Linked DNA regions of Homo sapiens: all the other regions are linked to region 2. Evidence: chromatin contacts called from ENCODE Hi-C or POLR2A ChIA-PET data. All regions are on one chromosome and are shown on one strand. Each heading gives the region's core, a stretch centred on a gene start or an enhancer-like site at or near the end of the contact. The rest is flanking DNA. Distances are from core to core; before and after follow the strand shown.

Region 1 (4,194 bases), core at 1,173-3,672, 200 kb after region 2:
TGGTCTCCGCTCCTGACCTCGAGTGATCTGCCCGCCTCGGCCTCCCGAGGTGCCGGGATTCCAGACGGAGTCTCGCTCACTCAGTGCTCAATGCTGCCCAGGCTGGAGTGCAGTGGCGTGATCTCGGCTCGCTACAACCTCCACCTCCCAGCTGCCTGCCTTGGCCTCCCAAAGTGCTGAGATTGCAGCCTCTGCCCGGCTGCCACCCCGTCTAGGAATTGAGGAGCGTCTCTGCCTGGCTGCCCATCCCCTGGGATGTGGGGAAGCACCTCTGCCCGGCCGCCCCGTCTGGGATGTGAGGAGCGCCTCTGCTCGGCCGCTACTCCGTCTGGGAGGTGAGGAGCACCGCTGCCCGGCCGCCACCCCGTCTGGGAGGTGAGGAGCGCCTCTGCCCGGCCACGACCCCGTCTGGGAACTGAGGAGCGCCTCCGCCAGGCCGCCCGCATCTGGGAAGTAAGGAGCCCCTCTGCCCTGCCGCCACCCTGTCTGGGAGGTGTACCCAACAGTTCATTGAGAACGGGCCATGATGACGATGGCGGTTTTGTCGAATAGAAAACGGGGAAATGTGGGGAAAAGAAAGAGAGATCAGATTGTTACTGTGTCTGTGTAGAAAGAAGTAGACATAGGAGACTCCATTTTGTTCTGTACTAAGAAAAATTCTTCTGCCTTGGGATGCTATTAATCTATAACCTTACCCCCAACCCCGTGCTCTCTGAAACATGTGCTGTGTCCCCTCAGGGTTAAATGGATTAAGGGCGGTGCAAGATGTGCTTTGTTAAACAGATGCTTGAAGGCAGCATGCTCGTTAAGAGTCATCACCACTCCCTAATCTCAAGTACCCAGGGACACAAAACACTGAGGAAGGCCGCAGGGTCCTCTGCCTAGGAAAACCAGAGACCCTTGTTCACATGTTTATCTGCTGACCTTCTCTCCACTATTGTCCTATGACCCCGCCAAATACCCCTCTCTGAGAAACACCCAAGAATGATCAATAAATACTAAAAAAATTAAAAAAATAAAATAAAGCAAAATAAAAACACACAAAAAAAATTAGGTGGGCGTGGTGGCCGGCGCCAGTAGTCCCAGCTACTCAGGAGGCTGAGGCAGGAGAATGGCATGAACCCGGGAGGCGGAGCTTGCAGTGAGCAGAGATTGCGCCACTGCACTCCAGCCTGGGCGACAGAGCGAGACTCCGTCTCAAAAAAAAAAAAAAAGCAATTTATACACACACACACAATTGGGGTTAGGATTGGTACTATCTGATTCAAAAGTTAAACAGAATTTGATAGGCTAGTCTGAGAATATTATCCCTACAGGGAAACATTCAAAGCAATAAAGCTACTTTGAAAGGACATGTCCAAAAGTTTTCATCATCTATAACAAAATCATTGTCAAATACTACTTACATTCTTTAGAAAAAAGTCTCTTTCTTTTACCCTGTCCACCTTCTGCACCTCCTCCAATTTCTTCATTTTCTTCCTCAAACTAGAAGTTAAAATGTATATATAGAAATGTCAAATAATTGCCTTGCATTTGATATTTTAATAATGACATTTTTTTTTCCTTTTCAACAGATAGGCCAGAAAGCCAAAGGAAGCAGCAAAAAAAAAAACCACGAAACCTTAGCATTGAAGGAGCCTATGTATCTAGTCCAACTTCCAACTCATGCAAAAATGGCTTCTACAATGTTCCTAACTAATAATCCTACTGCTTCTACTTGTAAGAGTTCCAATGACCATAAGTTTTATTTTTAAACAACTAAGGTGGCCTATTACTACTGTTACTGTTAAACAGTTGATACTGAATCAAAGTCTACCTTTGTAGACTTTGTAGTAAGCAAAACTAATATTTCCTATGCATTTGCTTATACAGTGCTAAAAACGTTCCTTAAGTAAGCCCGTAACCCTATTTTATAAAAAGAAAACTGATGTTCAAAGTTAAATAACTTGCTCAGAGAGAATGGAAATTTTGAAATCCAGGCTGTCTGACTTTCAATGCATTCTTTTCCCATTACTTCACAGTAAGTACAGTTTTGTTAACAATTGAACTGTTGGCTCATAGTGCGCGCTAATAGATGTTAGTTTTGATCTCTGATGATTCTGTACGTGTTTCAGTGTCTGGCAAATACAGACCAAAATCAAGGGGAAAGGGGTCACAAAACCTACTCTTCCTTCATGTCCTTCCCCACTTTCTAAAATGATCAATCCTTAGGGCGTGAAGTCCCCGAACTCTGTCCGCTGAATTCACTAAGGCAAGCAGACCCGATCCTGAACTCTGCCTCCGCTACTGAGCCCGAAGGAGTGAAGAAAAGACAGGTTTTGGACAGAGACGGTCACTCACCGTGGGGTCTTCTTCCTCATCTGCCATCCCACTAGCACGCCAACTCACAGCGTCCTGCCGGCTGGCTCCCAGCTGGTTACACTACTTCCGCCGCCTCACTTCCGGTGACGCGCGGGGCCGTAGCTGGGCCTAGCCCTCTGCGGCCTGCGGGAGGACGGTGGTGCTTTCCGGCCTAGCGGCGGAAATGCGACAGTCTCTAAGGGAGGAGGCCGGAGCGCCTCCCTGTAATCCCGAAGGAATTGAAAACTAACAAAGAAAAGGAAATCACGGGCTAGGTCGCGAGTATCTCGTTGTCACCCTGAATTTGCTACTGCGTATTGAATCACAGCTTCTTGTTTGGGGACTGCGAAGCTATGGATCATAGGAGGGCAAGCCAGCAGTCCTTTATCAGACAAATATGCTTTTAAATCATTTTAAAGATTTGTAGTTCCACTGTTTCTAAGCACTGTGTTAATTATTGGGGATACTGTGCTTCATCACAAATTTCCAAGAGATGGTGTCCCGAGACTAAGCATTTAAAATTTTGTGAAGGTTTTTTGATTTTTTTTTTTTTTTTTTTTGAGACGAAGTCTCACTCTGTCGCCCAGGCTGAAGTGTGCAGTGGCGCGATCCCGGCCCACTGCAACCTCTGCCTCCCGGGCTCAAGTGATTCTCCTTCCTCAGCCTCCCGAGTAGCTGGGATTACAGGCGTGCGCCACCATGCCCGGCCTTATTTTTGTTTTTTTGAGACACAACCTCACTGTCCCCCGGGATGGAGTGAAGTGGCGCAATCAGGGTTCACTGCAGCCTAGACCTGCTGGGCTCAAGCCATCCTCCCACCTCAGCCTCCAAGTAGCTGGGATTACAGGCGCACACCACCAATGCCCAGCTAATTTTTGTATTTTTAGTAGAGATGGGGTTTCCCCACATTGCCCAGGCTGGTCTGGAACTCATGGCCTCAAGCGATCTGCCCCGCTCTGCCTCCCAAAGTGCTGGGATTACAAGTGTGAGCCACCGTGTCCACCGGGGAAGGCTTTTGGTCAGAACAATGGCTGGCAAAACCACAGGCATCGGAAGGCCAGAGCTAGGGATATAATATAAATGTCCCTACAGTGTAACAGATGATGCTACATAAAGAAAATCCCGTAATACACACGATTTCTGAATGTCCTGCTGAACATTCGGTGAGTGAAAACTAATTATCTGAGAGTTGAACCTATCTTTGTTAATAAACACAAAGCGGCCGGGCGCAGTGGCTCACGCCTGTAATCCCAGCACTTTGGGAGGCCGAGGTGGGCGGATCACAAAGTCAGGAGATCAAGACCATCCTGGCCAACATGATGAAACCCCGTCTCTATTAAAAGTACAAAAATTAGCTGGGCGTAGTGGCGCACGCCTGTAATCCCAGCTACTCGGGAGGCTGAGGCAGGAGAATCGCTTGAACCCGGGAGGCAGAGGTTGCAGTGAGCCGGGATTGTGCCACTGCACTCCAGCCTGGTGACAGAGCGGGACTCCACCTCAAAAAATAAAAATTAAAAAAATAAACACAAAGCATTTTCCCACACTTTTAATGTACGTTGAAGTTTCTAGGAATGTTATTACCCCAAAATTGAATAGTAATTGTATTTTGTTTGGTCTGGAATTCATTAAGAGCTGTGTACCATTTCAAGAAATAACGTCACCAAAAGCAACATCACTTGTAATAATTTGAATAGTGAATAATGAAAAAATAACTTTGATTTGAGGAATGTGAGTTAAATTATTAGGCCCAAAGAGGCATTAAAATGAGAGGCAATCACATCCTGCTTGCCCCCTTTTGAGCTATGTATTTATGTCTTAAAACCGCTTGCTATTGCCACAAGTATTAGTTATAAA
Region 2 (4,438 bases), core at 590-3,089:
AACAGTACAGCCAACCAATTCCATTGTTATTTACAAGAACCTGATATTAAAGATGGTTGTAACGATAATAGGTATCAAGTATGGAGCAGTTTCTATGTGTCAGGCCCTATGTCAACCACTTAACAACCTTACCTCACAGAAGCATCATAGCAACCCTTATTAGAAGAGGCTTTATTATGTTTTACAGGTGGGGAAACTAAGACTAAAGAAGATAACTCATTCAAGGTCAATCAGCAAGTAAGTAGCAGAATTGGAACTCAAACCCAGGTCTAGTTTGATGATAAAGCTGTTCCTTTAAGCAATTTGCCATAACATGCACCTAATGGGAAATGTTGCTTGGATCACTGGTTATGGCCATCATTCACGGAGATACTGAACCCGGAGTTTTCTTTAACATAGCCTTTACCCTGTAGAAACATTTAAACTTCATTTCAGAAGAGAAATATCTATTTGAAAAATAATCTAAGTAAATTCATCAGATGCTTTACCCCAGAGAGACTCTGGTCTTGGTATTTTGGTTTTTGTTGTTGTTTGAGACGGAGTCTCGCTCTGTCGCCGAGGCTGGAGTGCAGTGGCGCGATCTCGGCTCACTGCAACCTCCGCCTCCTGGGTTCAAGCAATTCTCCTGCCTCAGCCTCCCGAATAGCTGGGATTGCAGGCGCCCACCACCAGGCACGGCTAATTTTTGTATTTTTAGTAGAGACGGGGTTTCACCATTTTGACCAGGCTGGTCTCCAACTCAGGTGATCCCCCCGCCTCGGCCTCCCAAAGTTGCTGGTATTACAGATGTGAACCACCGCGCCCGGCCGGTATTTTGTGAAGAACAAACTATAAGGTGACTACTATTTTGGGGTCACCTTGACATGGAGGAGAGGTGAATGGAAATAAAACTTATTCTTCCCAGTGTCTTTAGAATGTAGGCGCTGAAACTGAGTGAAACTGAGTAAAACTGCCACCCAATTTTCCTGGGAACCAGCGATTCTGTAGTCAACAGAAGTTTGCTTTTCCAACAGCTGGAAACGCCAGGGTTGGGCACAGCCTCAAGAACTGAGGCTGCCTTGTTCAGACTTTCACACGGTCCCTCTGTTCCTTCCACAGAGGCCTCTTTTTCTTCTATATCCCGCATCTGCCGCTTGGGACACTCATTCTGTAGCGCAGCACCAAGTCTTCCAAAAAGGCGGCGCTGGTTTTGCGCTCCTTTTTTAAAGGGATCTAGGCCAGCCTCTATCTGAACTCTGTACGATGTTTTTTGTTTGTTTGTTTTGTTTTGTTTTTGAGATGGAATTTCGCTCTTGTTGCCCAGGCTGGAGTGCAATGGTGCGATCTCCACTCACGGCAACCTCCGCCTCCCGGATTCAAGCGATTCTCCTGCCTCAGCCTCCTGAGTAGCTGGGATTAAAGGCATGCGCCACCACTCCCAGCTAATTTTGTATTTTTAGTAGAGACGGGGTTTCTCCATGTTGGTCAGGCTGGTCTCGAACTCCCGACCTCAGGTGATCCGCCCGCCTCGGCCTCCCAAAGTGCTGGGATTATAGCCGTCCGTCACAGCGCCCGGCCAACTCTAGACAATATTTATTGCTCTACTTTTTAGTGTCTGAAGAAGAAAGAAGAGGACAGGAAAGAAACTTCAGTCTGAGGGTTGAGGACACGTCCCGGAGCAGAGGAGGACCAAGCTCCCAAGCCCCCTGTCACCTTGACACGCAGACGGTTCCCCAGGACTGCGAAGAGGGGGGCAACCAGCGCCCCGCCCCGCCCCGCTGCGCCGCCCGCCATTGGCCGGTCCGAAAGACGCGGGGCGTTGTCGGTTTGAATGAGAGCGCCTGGAGCCGGGGCGCAGGCGCAGAGGAGGGCGGTGTTGAGACCGGCGGAGCGGCGGGACCCCTAGGTGGCGGAGGGACGCTCCGGGAAAGCGAGGGGCGCTACGAGCTCTGGCCCACGTGACCTGCCGGGGGCGGGAGCAGGGGGCGCGCCGGCCTCCTGCGGTGCCCCTGCCTTGGGGAGGGGCCGTGACCACCCGTCTGTCGCCCGAGGCGGCCGCCGCTGCACCTTCACCGCGTACCCGGGACCCGCCCGCCCGCGGGAGGTGAGCGCTTCCGCGACGCGGGTTCTGAGGCGTTTGAGGGGCTCTCGGAGGGAGGTGACAGGGAGGGGTGCGTGTGCGTGCGTGTGGGGCTTCTGTGTCCAGAGGTCTGGGGGTGACGTCCTTTGTTTTGGGCAGGAGGCGGGCTGGGGGCTTGCGGGACCTGTGGGCGCTGCGGGGACGCGGCGTCGATGCTCAAGAAACCAGAAACTCGGCTTGAGGAGTTGCTGCTTTTTTGTCGGAAGGTCTTCAAATGAGAGTAAAGCGTTAAGAGCCTCACTCCTGAGTCTTTTTTTTTTTTTAAGATAAAAACTATACTAGAGTCCAGCGACTTCTTACCACTCTGAATGTGAGTAACAAATTGTGAATCAAAGCCCGAATCCCCGTGGAATTCATTCCGAGGCTGATTGCAATCACTTGGAGTCGGGCGCGTCCTACCTAAACCAGGCAGTTTATGGCAAATACCTGCCTTGACCGTGCTTAAATTAGTGAACTTTTGGGCACCAACTGGTCGATTTACCATAGAAATTGGTAGTTGCTGCAAAAAGAGTAAGTAAACATAAAACGTTAAGAAAACTCTTTCCTGAAATCTATAGAATACCTTCGAATAAAAAAAAATCTGTAATTTCCTTGTTTTAATAGTAACCAGTTAGAGCATTTGAACTAGTAGCATTTGAACTCTGTTAAAGAAAACGAGTAAGGATGGAAATTTTATTGGCCTTAATGCATAATTTAACCACACCGTAGAATTAAACGAAGTAGGTTCTTGGCTTTCCTTTCTATCGGGTTTGCATTGGAGCGTTCGTGGGGTGTGTTGGAAGTCAGCAGGACCAACAGAGCTGAGTTTTCAAGCTGCCACTTTAGAAGGGTGTACCGAAGATTTCTGGCCTGATAATAGCCGGTGTGATTGCTTCTGATAAATACCACTTTTGATTGGGTTCTCACTATTCAGGAGCAGCTTTAGTTGATTGTTTAGAAGTGAATAAACAACATTAAAAAGGGTAGATCACTGTTGGTTGACATGGTGTGTGTAAGGAGAGGGGGGCCTCAGGGATTAGGGGTGGTCTCACACCTACTTCTCTTTACAACTACCACGGAGTCGTTTTCGCAAGCTATTTCCCAGGCTATTACTTATAATTTAAGTATTGGAGCGGTTTCAAAGTAAAAAGTTGTGTGATGTTGTTGTAGAGGCATGTCTCCAAAATCCTCTCTGGCCAGATAAGCAGTTTAATTGTATTTTCTTACATTCTTAAATCAGATATTCGGTGTTACAAACATATTTTAATATAGATCTGAGACTTGCTTACTAGACTAATTAAAACAGTGATAAGATATAGTAGTTTTAAAAATGACCTTTTCATAAACATAAAATATTTCTAAGATCTATCTTTAGAAATTTGTAATTAGTTCTCTGGAATTTTAAAATGGAAAATCTGACATAGATTTAGGTTATTCTAAATTTATTTGAATATATATTAAATATGTCTATTTTATAATAACAGTTACTGTTATTACTACAGCACTATGTTGAGTACTTTTGTTATGTATCAGAGCCAGGTGCTGGGTCAGGTGCTTTATAAATCATGTCTGTAATTATCACAGCACATTTTAGGTAAGTGTCATTATGCCCACACCAACTGAGAGTTTAGCGTAAGATCATATAACTAATAAGTCACTGTGCCGAGATTCAAATCATGGCCTGATCCCAAAGCACATGCTGTATTGCTTCTGTGTGTCTGTTTAAATCTCTGCTGTGTCTCTGGATTCCATTTGTAGGGACAAGTTCTACTTTAAAGATGCCTTTAGGTGCTGTGTTTTGTTGTAGCTTCGCAGAAATATTTCAATCTTTCTGTTGGAACTATCTTGCTTCATTATTTTATAAATCATCTTATAAATCACATTATATTTTCAATATCTTCTTAATCATCTTTATACAAAACATAAGTGAAGAGTAAGACTTTTCTGAGTTTCTTACATAAATATGAATAGAATCTTTACTGTGGAGAAGAAATGTATTACAGTCCGGTTTTCTCACTATTGTAGGATTCTTTGGCCTCGTCATAATTCCTGTCTTCTTCCCAGGGAAGAAATTAAAGTTTGTTGGGCCTCTCTTATGTGCAAAGCAATGTCGTTGGTGTTGTGAGATGACAAGAAAATGCTTCCTATTCAGTAGTTGTTTCTGGAGTTTTTGTAGTATTTTTCTTTTCTCCCCATTCCTGCCTTATATGTTGCTGCTGGTTTATCTTCCTAGCAGAGATCCAACTTGGCTATTCCTTTGTGGGGAAAAAATACCAGCAAGGTTCCCCATTGTGTAAATAAAAGGCTGAGGCCGGGTACGGTGGCTCACGCCTGTAATCC
Region 3 (4,347 bases), core at 1,555-4,054, 220 kb before region 2:
CACCATGCCTGGCTAATTTTTGTATTTAGTAGTGACGGGTTTCACCATGTTGGCCAGGCTCTTCTTGAACTCCTGACCTCGTGATCCACCCGCCTTGGCCTCCCAAAGTGCTGGGATTACAGGTGTAAGCCACCACACCCAGCCAACACTCTTTTTAAGAGAGAGAGAGGATCTCACTATGTCGCCCAGGCTGGTTTAAAATTCCTGGGCTCAAGCAATCCTCTGGCCTCGGCCTCCTGAGTAGTTGGGCATCTGTAGGAACATTCCAACACACCAGCAAAAGACTCTCTCACTGACCAAACTTCAGTCAGGTTCCTCTGAGCCATCTTCTTGAATAGACCTCAAACCCTGGCCCCAATCCTATCTTTGGGCTGCCTAGCCCAGTTTTAATAAGAATACTTCTAAGTCAGTTTAGACAGAATCTTCTACCCCTGATATCTGATCACCCTATCTGGTCAAATTCTTCATCTTTGCAATGTTCTTATTGCAACAGTCCTCAATAAAGTCAGACTAATTTTTTCTTTAACATGACCCCAAGAAAAAACAGAATTTATAAGATTAATCTGTAATAGCTGTTACTATTCCTATACAGCAGTATTATAAAAGTAGTCCAAAGGGTATTTGATATCTGATGTAGCACTGTCCAATAGATAAAATACAAGTAGGCAACTTTCTTGTAGCCCAAGAATTGGAATTATAATCGGAATTAGAATATTTAAACCAATATATCGAAAATATAATTTTTACATAAAATCAATATAAGAGATTTTAGATTCTTGTTTTTCACATTAAGTCTTCAAAATCCAGTGTGCTACATATTTTGTACTTCTGCGTCTCAGTTCCAAAACCTTCATCAGAAATACTTGTCTGTATTGGATTTAAAAACTTTACATTTAAAATATACATGCACATACCCAAGTTATTCCAAACATACTTTTTTCCAATAATGTAATCAAATATCCAATTTTAAACTTAAAATTAAAAATGAAGTTATGAGCCCAGGTGGTCAGCGTTGCAGTTAACCGTGACTGGGCAAGTGCATTCCAGCCTGGGCAACAGAGCAAGACCCTGTCTTAAAAAAAAAAAAAATTAAAGTTCGGTTCCTCAATTCCACTAGCCACATTTCAAGTGCCCACTTGCCATGTGTAGCTACTGGACAGCAGGGAGCTACACCCTAGGTACTCCCAATGTGGTTTCCAAACCAGTGGCATCTTCACCTAGAAACTTTAGAAACACAAAAGCTTGGGCCTCACCCTAGACCTCCTTAAACAGAATCTGCAACTTAACAAAATCCCCAGGTGATCCATATACACAACCACATTGGGGAACACTACTTAGAGTGTTTTTAAAATAGATTTTGCTACTTTAACACCTAGTGATAAAAGTAAAAACATTTATTTTACTTACATACACCAAATGTGACTCTTTCATCTATGTATACCCTTGTTTACCTCAACCAACACCCCGGGAAATGCTAGGACCTAAATGTGATCAATTTTGTTTGCAATTATCTCACAATACATCCAGGTGATAATTCTTAAGAGTCAAAGACGCAGCTAAGAAGGGTGGCATTACCTGTAGATTATTTTCTTCCATTTTGTTTCGAAGTTTTGTTGAAACAAAAATGAAGATTTATCCTTCAAGCTCTATTTGAGAGAATCAGCACTGACTCAGCTGTAATAAATACAAAACCGTTTTTGTAAAGCGATACCTGAAAGAAATAGCTGCCTAGTTCAGAAGGGAAGAACGAAAGCCTCTTTCTTACTCCTTACTACAGTATATAATTTAAATAGAACGCTTAAAAGTAAATAATGAATTCACCTCTGAGTACTCAAAAAAAAAAAAAAAAACACGAAAGCAGGACTCGAACAGATATTTATACACCGAAGTTCATAGCATTATTCACAATAGCCAATCTGTGGATTAAATGTGGACTACCATTTAATCCACAGAATGTATCCAGTATTTTTTCAGACATTCGCAAACAGGCTCAGAAAGCGTAACTTTTCACTACGTCAAACCCTACTAAGAGCGAAAACAGCCATCCTTTCCCTTTACTATCATGAATAGTTCAACTAGATACAAACGGAGCAATCTTAGGAGTTCTGCCCATTTCATTGCTAAGACCCTCAACTTCAAATTTTTTCAAAAATTTTTCCACACATCGTCAAAATGAAATTTCGAGGGGGAAAAAAAGTGTCCTTGATAAACTAGAGATGCTCCAACATCTATTCAATTCACTCACGAACTTGAATTTAAATTTTAGTTCTCTATTGCACATGTGTCTCCAACAACTAGACTTTAATCTGGAATCTAGGCAACATGTTAGTCACCAACTTGTATTAAGAAACCCTGGCCGGGCGCGGTGGCTCACGCCTGTAATCCCAGCACTTTGGGAGGCCGAGGCGGGCGGATCACGAGGTCAGGAGATCGAGACCATCCCGGCTAAAACGGTGAAACCCCGTCTCTACTAAAAATACAAAAAATTAGCCGGGCGTAGTGGCGGGCGCCTGTAGTCCCAGCTACTTGGGAGGCTGAGGCAGGAGAATGGCATGAACCCGGGAGGCGGAGCTTGCAGTGAGCCGAGATCCCGCCACTGCACTCCAGCCTGGGCGACAGAGCGAGACTCCGTCTCAAAAAAAAAAAAAGAAAAAGAAAAAGAAACCCTGCTCACTGAAACCAACGCTTCTGTCTTTGTACGGGCCGTCGCTTCCATCATCCTGCGGTAAGCAGCATGCCCAACCGAAAAAACAAAGCTCGTCGCGGAGCCGCCAGCGTCCTCAACTCAGCGCCGCCCTGACGCCCGCGCACGCACGGCCTCGCTGCGTGACGCTACCGCCGCGGCTACGCCGGCGCCCGCACCCGCGCCTCGGCCTCCCCGCGGGGCTCGCCAACCTCGTGCGCTCTCACGGTCGGCCTTGGGCCCCGGGAGCCTCATGGTGCGCCGAGCTCCGTCCCTCTAGGCTCTCAGTTCCAAGGCGTCGGTTTTGCGTCTCGTAACGGCCGCTGTGGCGCATGCCCAGAAGCCATTTTCAAGGTCCTCTTCCGAACCTTGGCGAGGACCCCTGCGCCTGCCGCGCCGTTGACCCCGCTAGCGTGCGGCTGCGACGCGGCACGGTACGGCAGCTGTTGGCGAAGGCCCCCAACTCCGAGCGCGTCCGCAGACCGCGAGCCGGAAGGCGGCTTGGGCGGCTGTTGAGTTCGTGGCGCTCCCGAGGCGTGGCAAAGGCCTAAAAACGGTCCTGGCCAGCGGAAGGCGGCAAGAGGAGCAGCAAGGCTCCACGCGAGGCGGCCGGCGGCTGGAGTCCCAGTCAGCCTCCGCTTTCATCCCAGAGCAGTCCACGGGGGCCTTAAAGGAATGTAGGCTGGGTGAAGTTGGCCCAGTGACACCTGCGTTCAGAAAAACGTTCTTTCCGCTCCCAACGCCCCCTCTCCACCGCCACCCGACCCCCGAAATAGTTTTCCCCGAGTGTTGTGGATAGAACTGTTGATCTCTTGGAAAAGTTATTGTATCCTGCCATCCTTCCCTCTGGAGACTCCACTTAATATATATAAGTACTTTCTTTCCTGTATATGATGGAAGAGTATTAGGGGGGTGAGGGGAGGGACGAAGCTGCCTTCTTTAGGGAAAAAAGATTGACTTATATTTTGAAAGATGCAAAAGCTGGTGTTTTTGCTACTGAATTAATAGCCTATTAATATGCCACAAATGATATATTGGAACTGTATTTTCAAACATTTAACGCCTGCTGTATGCAAAGCACTATGCTGACAGCTTAAGGGTACCACAATGATAAATTACACCAATCTTGTTTTTGGCATTTTGGGGAGTCTAGTGTCATAGGTAAAGAAGTACATAACTAACAATAAGCTTCAAAAATTCAATCATAAGGCCCGGCACCGTGGCTTCCGCCTGTAATCCCAGCACTTTGGGGGATCACTTGAGCCCCGGAGTGTGAGACCCCGTCTCTACCAAAAAAAAAAAGAAATTAGCTGGGCATGGTGGTGCCTGCCTGTGGTCCCAACTGTTTGGGAGGCTGAGGCCGGAGGATCACTTGACCCCAGGAATCTGAGCCTGCAGTGAGCTATGATTGCACCACTGCACTCCAGTCTGGGCGACAGAACCAGACCATGTCTAAAAAGAAAAAACACTCAGTGATAATTTCACATTACAGTTTGAGAGGTTCCTGTTGACTTGGGGAAACTAGTTTTAGCAGACTTCATTAAAGGAGTGTACACCTTACTACAGGATGTAATTTAAAATAGAATGTTTAAATAATAAATTCACTTCTGGGTATATACTCAAAGCAGGAATTCAAACAGGTATTTGTACACCAAAGTTCGTAA

What was found. A loop is a pair of places that touch in the nucleus more often than their neighbours do. ChIA-PET counts read pairs that join two places held with the same protein, here RNA polymerase II (POLR2A). Pooled maps may share reads with other maps.
Region 1: a map with no recorded cell type shows a loop between it and region 2 (8-fold over the local background). The contact joins the promoter of TAF13 here to the promoter of GPSM2 in region 2. A Hi-C loop is called at or near these places in 1 of 37 single-sample maps with no recorded cell type and 7 of 50 pooled maps. POLR2A ChIA-PET finds 5 or more read pairs at or near these places in 4 of 52 experiments (GM12878, activated B cell, activated CD4-positive, alpha-beta T cell and 1 more).
Region 3: a map of B cell shows a loop between it and region 2 (9-fold over the local background). The contact joins the promoter of HENMT1 here to the promoter of GPSM2 in region 2. A Hi-C loop is called at or near these places in 1 of 168 maps with a recorded cell type or tissue (B cell), 2 of 37 single-sample maps with no recorded cell type and 7 of 50 pooled maps. POLR2A ChIA-PET finds 5 or more read pairs at or near these places in 4 of 52 experiments (B cell, OCI-LY7, activated CD4-positive, alpha-beta memory T cell and 1 more).

What each region holds. Positions count from the first base shown.
Region 1 is chr1:109,073,581-109,077,774 of GRCh38, forward strand. It overlaps TAF13 (TATA-box binding protein associated factor 13), which reads right to left and starts at 2,423. Exons shown (of 4, transcript NM_005645.4): 1 at 2,341-2,423; 2 at 1,407-1,485. The coding sequence starts at 2,367. RefSeq lists enhancers at 680-1,666, 2,271-2,330, 2,431-2,680.
Region 2 is chr1:108,875,146-108,879,583 of GRCh38, forward strand. GPSM2 (G protein signaling modulator 2) reads left to right here and starts at 1,840. Exons shown (of 15, transcript NM_013296.5): 1 at 1,840-2,083. RefSeq lists an enhancer at 1,496-1,595 and silencers at 1,676-2,075, 2,166-2,235.
Region 3 is chr1:108,658,289-108,662,635 of GRCh38, forward strand. It overlaps HENMT1 (HEN methyltransferase 1), which reads right to left and starts at 2,805. Exons shown (of 8, transcript NM_001102592.2): 1 at 2,675-2,805; 2 at 1,576-1,674. The coding sequence starts at 1,596. RefSeq lists enhancers at 2,524-3,113, 3,114-3,702 and a silencer at 2,769-2,938.